Regions from separate parts of the Homo sapiens genome. Here region 2 is linked to region 1. A link is a contact called in ENCODE Hi-C or POLR2A ChIA-PET data. All regions are on one chromosome and are shown on one strand. Each heading gives the region's core, a stretch centred on a gene start or an enhancer-like site at or near the end of the contact. The rest is flanking DNA. Distances are from core to core; before and after follow the strand shown. Region 1 has its middle 84 kb from the start of TILRLS. Region 2 has its middle 140 kb from the start of TILRLS.

Evidence for each region. Hi-C counts contacts between places; a loop is a spot of excess contacts on that map. ChIA-PET counts read pairs that join two places held with the same protein, here RNA polymerase II (POLR2A). Pooled maps may share reads with other maps.
Region 2: a loop to region 1 is called in a map of heart left ventricle, with 1.9 times the contacts of the local background. The contact joins two enhancer-like sites. A Hi-C loop is called at or near these places in 1 of 168 maps with a recorded cell type or tissue (heart left ventricle) and 1 of 50 pooled maps. POLR2A ChIA-PET finds 5 or more read pairs at or near these places in 1 of 52 experiments (activated CD4-positive, alpha-beta T cell).

What each region holds. Positions count from the first base shown.
Region 1 is chr5:67,348,321-67,355,088 of GRCh38, forward strand. No RefSeq gene overlaps it. Among named protein-coding and RNA genes, the nearest start is that of TILRLS, 84 kb to the left of the region's middle. Within about 2 kb of position 2,516, at least 3 of the 41 ENCODE cell types and tissues checked have a DNase peak (open chromatin) inside an H3K27ac peak, as active enhancers do.
Region 2 is chr5:67,399,989-67,406,756 of GRCh38, forward strand. No RefSeq gene overlaps it. Among named protein-coding and RNA genes, the nearest start is that of TILRLS, 140 kb to the left of the region's middle. Within about 2 kb of position 4,448, at least 3 of the 41 ENCODE cell types and tissues checked have a DNase peak (open chromatin) inside an H3K27ac peak, as active enhancers do.

The sequences.
Region 1 (6,768 bases), core at 1,266-3,765:
TACAAATATTGGTAGCTTTTCTATATACAAATAGTGACCTAGCTGAAAAAGAAATCAAGAAAATAATCCAATTTAAAATAGCATAAAAAATACTTAGGAAAATTTTAATCACATAGGTGAATAATTTGTGCACTGAAAACTCTAAAACATTGCTGAAAAAATTGAGAGTCACAAATAAATGGAAAGATATCTGTGTTCATGTATTGAAAGAATTAATATTGTTAAAATATCCCTACTATCCAAAGTAATATACAAATTTACCACAACCCTTATCAAAATTCCAATGGCAATCTTCACAGAAATAGAAAAGAAATCTTAAAATGTACATGCAATCACAAAAAACCTTGAGTAGCCAAAGTAATACGGATAAAAAAGTTGGAGGCATCACACTTCCTTCCTGATTTAAAATTATATTATAAAAGTACAGTAATCAGAAGAGTATGGCATGGGCATATAAACATAACATAGATCAAGAGAATATAATAGTTCAGAAATAAATCCAAACATACACAGTCAACTCATTTTGGACAAGGGCACCAAAAGGACACAGTGGGGAAAGAATTTTCTTTTCAATAAATGGTGCTGGGAAAACTGGATTTTCCTACATGTAAAAGAATGAAATTGGATCCTTATCTTACAACATGCACAAAAAGCAACTCAAAATGGGTAAAGAACCTATATGTAATACTTGAAACTATAAAACTCCTAGATGAGAACATAGGGGAAATGCTCTATGACATTGACCTTAGCCATGAGTTTTTTTGATATTATACCAAACTCTCAAGCTACAAAAGCAAAAACAAATGGATGTAACTACCTGAAACTAAAAAACTTCTATACAACAAAGGAAACAATCAACAAAATGAAAAGGCAACCTATGGACTAGGATAATATACTTGCAAGCCACATATCTGATAAGGGATTAATATCTAAAATGTATAAAGAACCCTTACAACTCAATAGCAGAACTTTTTTAAATGAGCAAAGGATCTGAATAAACATTTCTCCAAAGAAGACATAAAAATGGCCAACAGGTATATGAAAAGGTGCTTATCATCATTAATTGACAACACATAGGTCCTTTATCCATGTGCACATTGCACTAACGTGCAAGGTGAAGACTATAGTTACTAAAACTGTACTGTATTAGGAATTTTTGTTAAGTAAATTTTAGCTGCTCTTGTCATGAAAAAGTAACAATGTGAGATGTCAGATAAGTTAATTTGTGTCACTATAGTAACTATTATCTGTATGTATCCCACAACATCATGTTATAAACCTCAAATATACTCAAAAAAATTTACTTAAGAAAGAAGTTGTGAATTTAATTCTTCTCTCCATCCAGTTCCTCTTTTTCTTTTATTTATTTTTTATTTTTCTCTTTCCTTTCTTCAGGGCTGCATGCTCCTTCTCTTTCCTTCTGCCCAGCCCCTTACACACACTAGACCAAGAGAACTGATTTAATTGCTTTGGGCTGGGACCCAGGCATTCTCATTGCTAACTCCCCCCTAGATGATTATGAAATGCATGTCTATTTGAGATATACTGATTTATCATCTTAAAAAAATACTTTATTTTTGAAACAGGCTTATTTCAACACCTAGATTTGCTATATGCAATTAAATTCATAATATTGATTCTTGTTGATGATAACCAACATCTCACATGTAACAAAGCTGATCCTATTCCACACCGCTGCAGAATGTAGCATCCTTGTCACCTGGACTCCTAGGTGAAAGCCTCCCAGCTGGACTCCTTCCCCACAGCCCCTCCTCACACCATGGCCAGTTCTCTAGGTTCTGGAGAACCTGTGGCGCTGGTATCACTGGGAGCTTGAGACGCAGAATTCTAGGCCTTGTCCCAGATCTAGTGAACTCAAATCTGCATTTTAACAAGGGCCCTACCTTCACATTTCTGGGGCAATATTTTAAAACACAGTTCTTTCCAGTGACTCTCTGGGTACCCCCTGTGTTGTGCTCCTTATTTTGTGTGTCTGGAGTCCAGCTCAGGGCTCCCGTGTCTGCTGAGGACAATGGAGGGAGGGACCTGCTTTCCTTCCCAACACTTTGCCCGAATCATTCTGCGGTTTTCAGTCTGCCAGATGGTGGCATGACTTCCTTCATCGTATGAAACTGTGCACCGGTGGGTGGAAATTTTTCCCTGAAGAAGTGAAATTCTGACTAAATTAATTTGCTTTTGGGTCTGCACTGATTTCTGAACATCAGGATAGGTAGCAGGGGTCAGCATGGTCCTGAAATTCTCATTTAGGTTGCCTCGATGGGTATCGCGGCTTGTGTTCCCCATGGAGCACCTTGCATTCTGGGTGTCAGCCTTCTGCTCACAGATGGCCTCTTCAGCACAGCGCTCCGGCCGTGACGGGCCTCTGTTGCTCCTTTCTAGAATATCTTCTTGACAGCCCAGGTTTCATAAATGTCCTCATCGATGAATGGAAGTATCTGTATTCAAAAATGAACATGCCAAAGGCAGCTCGGACTATTTTTCCCCCTGCAGCTTCCTGTCATTTGTGGTGTTCTCTTCATAAACCGCAGGGCTCGGCAGTAACGAGCGGCTGTTTACAGAGCCCTGGCTGTAATTAAGTCAAATTGGGTCTGCTCTCTGAGTATGGTGAGGAAATATACTGACATCCATTATGTACAAGCTGGATGGGGGAAAAACACAATTCTTGTCGGTTTTGATACATGTTCAAGCTGGAGGACATGTGAAGGAAGAAAAACTTTTGTGGATCAAAATAATGTGTTATGTTAGAAGCAGAGCTGCCAAGGAGCTCCTGGCATTGAGGTCAGGAAGAGAAGGGAGGAAAGGCCAGCTATCTAATACTTTCCGTGTGAATGTCCCAGAAATATCTCATCCTAAAAGTTGATATTGCCCTGGATTCTACCCTGATCACTCTTTATCACATAACTCTGTTTTTCTTTTTCATAGAATTGATCACAATCTGAAGTAATCATATTGATTTATTTGGTTACTTACTTATTGTTTGTCTTCTCCTCTAGAAAATTGAAGCTACATGAGAATAGAGACCTTACGTTTCGTGCTGTTGCTATACTTAATGCTTGGTATGGTGACTAGAAAATACTAGGAGCTGTATTAGTTTTCTGTGGCTGCCATAACAAATTACTAAAAACTAGGTGGCCGGAAACAACAGAGATTTGCTCTCTTGCAGTTCAGGAGGCCAGAAGTCCAAAATCAAGGTGCTGGCAGGGTTGGTTCCTTCTGGAGACTCCGAGGCACAATCTGTTCCAGGCCTCCCTTCTAGTCTCTGGTGGTTGCTGCCAATCCATGGGGTTAAATCCTTGGCCTGTAGCTGTATCACTCCAATCTCTGCCTCCACCATCATGTGGCTTATTCCCTGTATGTATCTCTGTGTGTCATCTCCTTTTCTTATAATGACATCAGTCATTGGATTTAGAATCTACCCTACTCCAGTATGACTTCATCTTAACTTAATAATTACATTTGTAAAGACCCTCTATCCAATCAGGTCATATTCTGAGGTTTGAGGTAAACACTATTCAATGCACTATAGATGCTCAACAAACATTTGTTGAATAAATGAGCCATATGAAGTTTCCTGTGAGCTTCGGGGTTTAAGCTCAAGGGCAAATGGAGGACAAAAAAAGGAAGAGGCTACTTTTGGTTCTAAATAATCTAGAGGGCAGCTCAACCTTGTTTGCTGAGTGCAAAAATCCCATTGTTCTCAGAAATACTCTAGTAGGAAGACATTGGGGAGCAGACATTGTTCTTTAACTATGGGAAGGTCGGTGGATTTCTAAGCAGAAGCAGCTATAATGTTAGCAAGGCTCTTGGACTAATCTACTCATGTATAACTGGGGGCTCTGACACTGGACCCAGAGCTGGGGTTCCCCTCAAGCTGTGTGAGCTTGGGGCACCAGCAAACAAAGATGTCAAAAAAAATGACAGCATTTTGAGAAAGTATTTGAATTAAAAATTTGTTTGAGAAAACACCAAAATCATCATCATGATAAAAACGATAATTTAGTTGGATTACTTTATACTTATTCTTTAAAACTGTTTTAATTTTGAATCCCACATGATCTAGGGACACTGTAATATTCTCAGTGCTCTCCAGTGGTTTTAATCCAGGCCTTATTGAACCCCCATACTTCTGAAACCTCCATCAGAATAAAGCAGGGGCCAGGGAAGATAGCTGCTCTTTGTATGCTGCTGGCAGTTTCTGTTTAGCTGGAGGTTTAAGTTGACTAATCAAGTCTGTAAATCAGTGCATGTGAGAAAAAGCCAAAATCAGATTCTGGACCATGGGAAGTCAGGAAGCTGTGCTTGATAATATGGAAGTCACCCTTCTTGAAGTCAGAATGGCATCTCTGAGAGACGATGACCAGAAGGCCAACCAGTGACCAAGGGCAAAGAGGAAGCTGTGTTCTAACGGAGATGCTCAGGGGTCCTGGGCTCCCTGAAGTTCAACCAGAGTAAAGTAAGATCTCCCTTCCATCACCCACAACAGTTGGGTGGCCTGAGAAGACTGAGGCATAAGCTGATCACACCTTCTATGGAATGGCCTGGTTTGTGGATCCTTTGGTGGGAAATGTTCTGTTTAAGGTTTTTATTCTACATGGTTATTCCCTTGGGTATGGTATCCCCTGAATTATCTATTGTTAGACATCATATCCTGGGCTCAGTCATTTTTGAGATTGCTAATGCTTAGGAAGAAGTAATTCAGGGAAAAAGATAACAGTCTGGACAGCTGTTGTGGGTTGGCAAGAATTGACCCACTGGAAGGGAAGAGTCACTGAGAACAAGATGGCTCATTGAGGTGGCAAGTGACAGCCAGGACTGATTTGTGTAATGTGTAAGTATCTCCAGAGAGATTGAAGGGATAAACTTTTCAAAAGACTGCACTTGATTTCTTGAAGTTCTGCAGAATGGGTTCTCAGACTACTGGGTATTGAAGGCAGAAATGACTTGTGACAACTTAAGTGTTGGGAAACCTGGATTGCACACTCTAATTCAAATTCTTCCAAAGTTACTGGCTTTTCATGTATCTTGATTCAACTTGTCTGCTGTTGGCATTTTTTTTCTCATCTACCATTATTCATTGACCACAACTAATTCATTTCTCCAATTGATCTGTGTGTTGTCAATAAATTGCCACATCAACAACCATTGTACCAGCAAAGTGAGGCTTAGCTGTTGAGGTCTGACAGCTAGCTTAAACAACGCTGTGTGTGGGACTCCTTGGGGACTGGGACTTTGCCAAGTCCTGAAAGGCAGTAAATGATGTTTACTCACAGACGTGCTGGCTGTGGTAAGGTATTGCATGGAAGAATAATTAGCATATGATTTTTAAAGAGTTTCTTAATTCAGAGGAGCTGTATTTGTTTTTATGTAAGTAACAGAGAATGTCCTGTTCAGCGGACTCCAGAAATGAATGCTTCAAAGCATGTGACCTCTTAGAAAAGAACTGGAAATTTGCACACATTTGCATTGCATGATTATCATACTTGTGAGTAAAACAGGAACATGGACAACTGTAGTGCCTGACCCGTCGCACCCTCCCCTTACGGTGAGGAGAGCTGCTCTGTTCTAGGGTGACTGAGGTTCCTGCACATGCAGAGCCTCTTTGGACACGTAGTTAATCTCAAGGACCCCATTTGCGTTTGAGTCAATAACATCTTTGGTTCCCAGCAGAAGGCTGAGTGTGAACTTTCTATGGGCCCTGACAACAGCTGGGGATTCCTTTCCTTCCCCTTCTGTTTTCCTGCCTCCCACAACCTCCCAGGAGGCAGGATAAAAGAGTGCGGCGTGGCTTTTCCTTTCTTCTCTAGCTTTGATTTCCTCCTCTTCCTTTGTGTTTCTGAATACTTTAAAACAAGCAAACAAATAAAGTATAACTCATGCCCTCCTAAGCCTTGCTGTCCTTCCTGGTGCTTTCCCCCTTTATTGCCCTACCTTATTTTCCTGCTGACTTGTTTCTCAGTTCCTCAATTCTCTTCTCTCTCTTCATATTAGTTAGGATTTGGGTTTGGCTGCTTCAAAGTAGAATAAATAACAGTGGCTCAAACTAGATCAAAGTGGATTTCTCTCTCATATAACAGTATGAGCTGGTAGGTGATCAGAGGAGTGGTGCAGTTGGCTCTGCGTGGGGGTCTAGGAACCCAGGCTCCTTGTAGCTTGTCCTGCCATTCCGTAGCGGGGTTGCTCTCATGCTCTTGGTCAATGTTGACACTCCATGACCTCTACATCTGAATTCTCTTCTGAAGAAAGGAAGAGGGAAGATGTAGAGGTAAAGGGCAACCTGGTAGGTCCCGGAAATTGCATTTAGCACTTCCACTGGCATCCTTTTTGTTATGTTTAGGCACAAGAGAGTTTGGGAGAAGTGGTGGTGGCCAAGCACTCAGGTAAAACTCATGGGGCTCTATGATTAAAGAGAAGAAGTGGAGAATGATGTGAGGAGACACGAAATAGGAGGTTAGCTTGTCAAAATACTAGCTTATGCAGTGGGAAGGAGAAGAGAAAGAAATACAAAGTATTTCAGAAGGATGCCTCAGCAAAACAGCCCCAGTCTTAGTGTGTGGATGTAGTCGGGCTGCATCTTTAATTTATGCTGAGTGCTCTGTGTAGAAGACCAGAATTTACTTTAAAAACATAAATTTAATATATCTGAAAGGTCTCCTTCCTATTGAGTAAAATCAGAGTGCAGATCAATAACGGCTTTCTGGTCAGTCTGCCTGAATCTTGTCAGAGCTGGGTCCACCTAGGAATGTTGCT
Region 2 (6,768 bases), core at 3,198-5,697, 54 kb after region 1:
GATATTTTTTCCCTTCATTGTGGGTTATATCTTCCTTCTCTTATGCTAAAGCCTGGAACTTCTCTCCATATGGGAATCTGGGCAGTAGGGCTCAGTTCATTTTGTTCTCCTCTCTCAGGAGTCACTGTCTGGCAATGCCTATTGTCAATTTCTGAAAAACTTGTTTTATATTTTTTATCTAGGGTTTTTTTTTTGTTGTTTCAGGCAGAATGTTAAATCTGGTTCCTGTTATTCAATCTTGACCCAAAGTTTCTTCATAATTTATTTTGTGTACTGTGGCTTGAATTATTGCTCTGAATCTGTTTTGATTTTGTCATTGTCCTGCTTAAAAAATTTTGGTGATAACTCTTTACCTTCAAACCAAAGTTCTAATCTTTAGTAGAGCATCTAAGGCCCTTTATGTTATGGCTCTTTCCACCCTAATTTTTGACCATTAATTCTCCCCTTTCCCACCCACACTACCTCCTACACACATAGGCACCTATAATCAAGTCATACTCAATTAGCCAGAATTCCTAAAATATACCACTCTATTGTTTTTATGATTTGTTTTTTCTTTATCTATACTAGTTTCCCTCTCATGTTGATGAAATCTGACCTACTTTACAAGTCCACAAGTCCTACTTCAAATATAACCTCTTCTTAAAACCTTATGTGACTTCTTCCCTCCCCTCTCCTATTCTCTTCCCCCTATTGCCCCTGGAAAGATTGTAGCCTTCTCCTAGTTACTTCACCAGGACATTTCTGCTCCCTACAGAGCCAAAACTTGGAAAATGTATTCTGTAAAGTACCAGACAGCAAATATTTTAGATTCTGAGGGCCACTACATGTATTTGTTGCATATTCTTCTTCTTCTTCATTTTTTTTTAATTTAAAAAAACCTTTTAAAATATAAAATTCCTTCTTAGCTTAGGGACCAAGCAAAAACATGCTGCAGTTGGCTGCAGCTTTCTGATCTCACCCTTAGAGGATAGAGATCATATTTCATTCTTCCACCCCGTAGAGTGCCTGTCCCGAGAGTGTGCTCAATAAGGATATGCAGTTATTTAATAATGAACATAAAATAATCCGTATTATTTGAGTGCTTAAAGTGTGATAGTGACTATTCTAAGAATGTAAAGTAGGTTATATCATTTGGTCTGCACAAAATCAGGTTATACTGTTAGCACAATTTCATAGATGAGGCAGTTGAGGCATGGAGAAGTTGAGGGATTTGCCAAAGGTCACACAGCTAAATCTCTTTAAGAAGTTGGAAAAGGAATGGGACTGGGACAGGAGGCAATTTTATATGTTTATCCTCTGTTGGGGTAGACTCCCAAAGAGGATAGAATGTCTCTGAGATCAACATACTCAACATCCCTGTCTCTGATGAAAAACAAATGTAGATAGACATGTAGCTACAGAGTCTTCGACGTAAAAATTGGATGAGCTTCAAGAATAATTAACACATCTGTTCCCTTTTATGTTTATCACACAGTTTAGAGAACATAGCAAAACTGAGTTTCTAAGAGGTTATGTATTATTACTTTTTAAAACATGAAAAGTCTTGAATATATTACCATCTTCATATTTTTTTTCCTTAAAATCTAGATAAATCCTGTTCCTCTTTAAATATAATAATATCCTTCAAACAAAACACTTTGTCTAAACTAGTTTACTCCAAAAGCATATCTGGTTTTGAGTAAGAAGCTAAGGAAACATATCATTTGAAGCCACATACAAATGTTTTGTTTTTTTAAATTTTTTTGACAAAAAAGGAAAAGATAATCATCTTTGTGTTTTATAAACAATGTCACCTCATGGCTGACAGTTTTGTGACAGAGTGAACTAATGTGAGTTGACATTGAAGATTTTGATGCTGCTTTTTGGAAATCCCAACAGACTAGACTCTTTAGCACAGTGGGATTGGAACTTCAATAATCAATCAAACCATCATCATGAACCAAAATACCCTCAAAGCAGCTGCAATTTACAATTAAGGGATAATGATCTTTATAGGAAAAATTACAAGGACATAAAAGGCACCTGCTGTCAAAATTAGGTTTGCAAAAAGCAGAAGCTGTTTCACTGCTGTAACTTTAAGCAATGATTATTATTAGGGCAATTTAAAGCAAATTAGTAGGTGTTTGGAATTCAAAAAACAATATATTTACATCAAGAGCAGTATTGTGAAGACAGTTAATTTTTCCTGCTGGGAATTAAATGTGTTTTATCAAATGGCAACTGTGCCCTTTCCTGCATTGAATTCCACCAGCTGGAATGCAGATGCAAGAGAGCAACTCAGAACAGGAGCATTGAATCTAAGGTGCCCAACAAAGGCCTATTCTTTAAAAATAGAGAAATAACTGGCATTTTGTTTCAGTTTCTAGATATTAATATCTTTGACTTTTAGTCACTGACATTTTTCCTTTCCCCAGAATTTCCTGTTGCTTATGTTATTGTATTCCTAGGCATCGTTACTGACAGCCAAGTAAACAAAAAGCAATGAAATAAATGAAAGAGAAAATGATGTGGTAGCAGCATAAATATGGACTGCAGATAGGTTGTCACTTGGTGGGCATTGCCTATTCTCACAACTATCATGGTTACCTCTGAGAATTAAGGAAAATTAGAATTGTAGATGTAGAGCATCATTCCTTCAAAATAGGCACTTTCAATGTGTTCTTCACTGAGGACACATTGTTCCTAATCACTGGTTCAACTCAAGTTGGGTCTTGTGGTCGAAAACTGGAGAGGACTGTGTCTCTGTTGCTGACATAGTCAAGGGACTGGTTGAGAGAAACGTGGGAGGGGTTTGCTACTGAGTCCGTGTCCTCGGCTTACCTGGCATAAAGCCACACAAAGGATAAAATTAGCCATCACACGATGGGGATGAGGTAGAAACTCTTTTCCCTTATTAAATTAAAAAAAGAATTTCTCACATATTTCACCTGGGGAGCAACAGCACAATCAATGGCAGGTGGGGCTGAGAGGAATGGCTATTTGATTGGTGGACTTGTTCATTTGGTAACGCATTTCTAAAGAGTTGAGCAAATGCTGTAGGTAAGCTGGGCATATTTATTTTACTTGTTACATATTTTATTTATCAACTTATTATTTTTTATTACATATACAACCAGTGACTCCCTGAGAGGATTATTAACCAGTGGCCAAGTTATGTCAATCTTATTTCTGCAGGAGAGCAGTATTATAGAATGATTAAGCAATAAGACTCTAGACCCAGAGATGAGCCACTAAATGGGTGACCTCAGGTGATTTTTAATCAGTTTCTCAGATTTTGCAACTGTAAAACTGAAATGATAAAACTTACTTTATAGGAATGTCGTGAAGATTAAATAAGCTAATGACTTAGGCTCAGAACAGTGCAGGGTACATAGTAAACACCAATAGATGTTAGCTCTTATTGTGATTATTATTAGTTTTTCGATCTGCCCCTTTTTCTCCATTCTCACTGCAATGATGCTTCAGCTACTTGTTAGTTCTTGGTTAGACTTTGAAGTCATTCCTCACTGACCTCTCCATACTTGGGATCTTCTCAGCTGCATTCATCTTACATCCTACTGCCAGATTAATCTGGTAGATGGCTAAGGTTTTTACTCTCCTGCTCAAAAAGACTGAACTTAGAAAGTAAAGTCTTTAATTCCTGTGCTTGGCACTGATGACTATACTAGTTTCCACTGTCATTTACCATTGCTGCCCTCAACCCAGCCAAAATGGACTTTTTTTCTCTTCTCCATTTATGTACTGCATTCTCCCACCTCCTTGCTTGGCTTACGGTGAACCATCTGCCTGTATCACCTTCCTCTTCACACTCTTCCCTATTTGGCCAAGACTTACTTATTTTTGAAGCCCACCTCACAGGGCTCTAGCTATGGAGACTTCTTGACCCCTTCCATAGTTCCACAAGAGGTAATATACCCTTTCTCCTACCTTTCATACCAATTTATCTGTATGACTCTTATGTTTCTTTTTATTTATTTATTTATGTTTTAGTTACTTAAATACATTTATTAGTCATTAGTTTAGAGTAAATTAGTTTAGAGTCATTAGTTTAGAGTACATAAATTTACTCTAAATTTCCTTCCCATTTTTACTTTAAATTTCCTTCACATTTACACAGCACCTTATTCATAACCAGTGCTCAGTGCACACACACTGAGTGAATGAATGACTCTCCTTGGCTCTTCAGGCCCAGCAAGGGGCTTTCAGCTAATAGATGTTCTGTGTCTTAAAATGTCTTACATGATTTGAAAAAAGGAACCAAAAAATTATTATTCGTTTTCAACCAGCATTATTAATTATTCATAGTATAGCCTCTCTGACTTTTTCTAGTAAGAATTGCATTTTGAACTTAACAGAAATCACAGGCTTTGGGAGTCCACATAGACCTTAGAGGGCATGGTCCAATCCCCTATGGGAAAAACTAAGGCCTAGACGGGGAGAGTGACTAATCCAAGATACAGGTAAGTTACTGATAAAGCTGAGACTGTTAATGAGGTCTGTACTCTCGGGCTAGCATGTTTTCTTTTCTATTGTCATAAAATCTCTTTGTGGTCTAAGAGTAGTAATCAGAGAGTTTGAATAAAGTCCTTTTCAAACTCTAAAATAATTTTCAAAGGGAAACGTAATTTATCATTTATAAAGAAGTTATAATTAGTATAATGGCAAATCTTGAAGAATGAGACAATTTAGACTGCAAAATATTTGTGAAACTTAAATATAAGAAATGTTGAAAACTGGGATAGGAAGACATCTGTGTACATTGGCTCTTCCTGAATGGCAATAGCTGACTCACACTTTTCATATGTATGAATAGTCGTCTACACACTCACTGCCTTCCCTTCCCTCCATTGCAAAGTCATTGTTTGTTTTTCTCTTTCTCCAAATAGTAACCAGTTATTTTCTCAGAGAAGGATTTTCCTCATCTGTAAAATGTAGATGGTAATTTTTACCTCTTTGTATTTATGAGGATTTAAGCAATTGTGTCTGAAGCACCTGATGCAAAGCAAGTGCTGGTGATTGTTAGTCCCACTTCCTCTGTCTGCCTGGCCAAGAGATAGCAAATGCATCACATACGTGTTCTATTCCCTATTTTAAGACCAGGTTAGACAATAAGAATCTTCGTAATACTTTCAGAGCCTAAAAAGAGCCTTAGCATCCCTTTCAGCACAACACTTTAGACAGCTACCATCAATCAGATGGAGTTTACACATGAGAGAACGTATTTGTCATCTCGTCCTAGATTATAAACTCATTGAAGGGATAAGTGAGAGATGATATTTTCCTCTCATTTCTAAATATGGTTCTGCTACATCTGTCTGCTTAGTTTCCACCCCATCTCAGTCTAGCACTTTGCCTTCTGACTTTTGTTTTATTCTGGCTCTAACCATGCTCTTGATTTCTATTTCTTTTCCCATATTCTAATGTGATTCCAAGAAACCAAAATTGTCATTTACTAGGCTATAGATATATAAAGTTATACTCTGCTGAGTTGACTGTAGCAACTTTGTTAATTTGTTATTTTTCCATTTTCTCAAAAAAAATAAGCATTTCCCTCCCTTTTGTTTTTAACAAAGAAAAAAAAAAGAAAATATTTTAATCCAAAACACAATTTTGAAAGTATAAAGATCTGACTAAAAACCACAAAAACAAAAATTAAAAGCTGAATGTGATATTTTGCGGACATTTCCTTATATATCGGAAAAACATTGGTCTGAACATATTCTCTTTTTGAGTTTTGGAAATTCCTTGCGGGTAATTTCTGCTCCTTAATTGTGATTCTAAACATGTTAGTTAATATTGTTCAAAATGATGCAGAGGTGGCTAATATCCAACATTAAATAGCAGTGCTGAGATCCAAACCCTATTTTGACTGGACCCAAAGTCCCATCCTATTGACTACCGCATAGTACTGTACTGCCTCCCCAGACTAAACTGTCTCTCCGTGCTGGTTCTGCCACTTACTGTGTACCTCAGGTAAGTGTTTGAATTTTCCAATCCTGTTTTCTTATCTGTAAAACCAGGAATGTGTCATGAGGGCTTATAGGAAATATTTGTAATGAGTTCTTACTGAGCGCAAGACATGTCCAAAACACCACAGAAATCATCATTAATTTCTCCAAGTGTATTTTCAATGTAAAAAACAAGGAAAATATTTATGCAAATTTTCCACTGGGAAAATAGCATTTTATTTCCTTCTTCTGGAAGAATGCATGACCTTTGACAAAAATCTCAAACTTAAGCAAAAAATTGCTTAATAAGCTAGAGTTTGTCAGACTTAGTGAGAGATGTAATGAAAGATCATTTGCATTTGAATCCCTTTTTTCTTTCTTTTTAATAAAATAATCATCTTCAAATACTTTATAGAAAGCTAGGATTTAAAAAAAAAAAAAAAAAAACAGCCTTAGCCTGAGTAAATGGTAAAAAGGAATTCAGTGTTAAGTTTTAATTCATTTAGTATTGAATGAATATATAATTAAAAGTATACTTTTAATTTAAATGTGTCTCAGGGGAAGGATGTACATTAAACTGTTAAAATAATGTATCTTGATGGTGACAGAAATATAGTTGGAGATGAAAGTAAGAATTATTTTTTATTTTTGTCTTAATTGTTACAATAAGCATGTACTAATATTTTCAATAGTGAATATTTTAAAAAGCATTAAATTTTTAATTTTAATTATTTTTAGTTTTGGCCCTTTGTAAAATTATGATGCAGCTGAAGTTTGTACTGTGTGTGTTCTGCCTCTTTGTTCAATAAGATTTTAT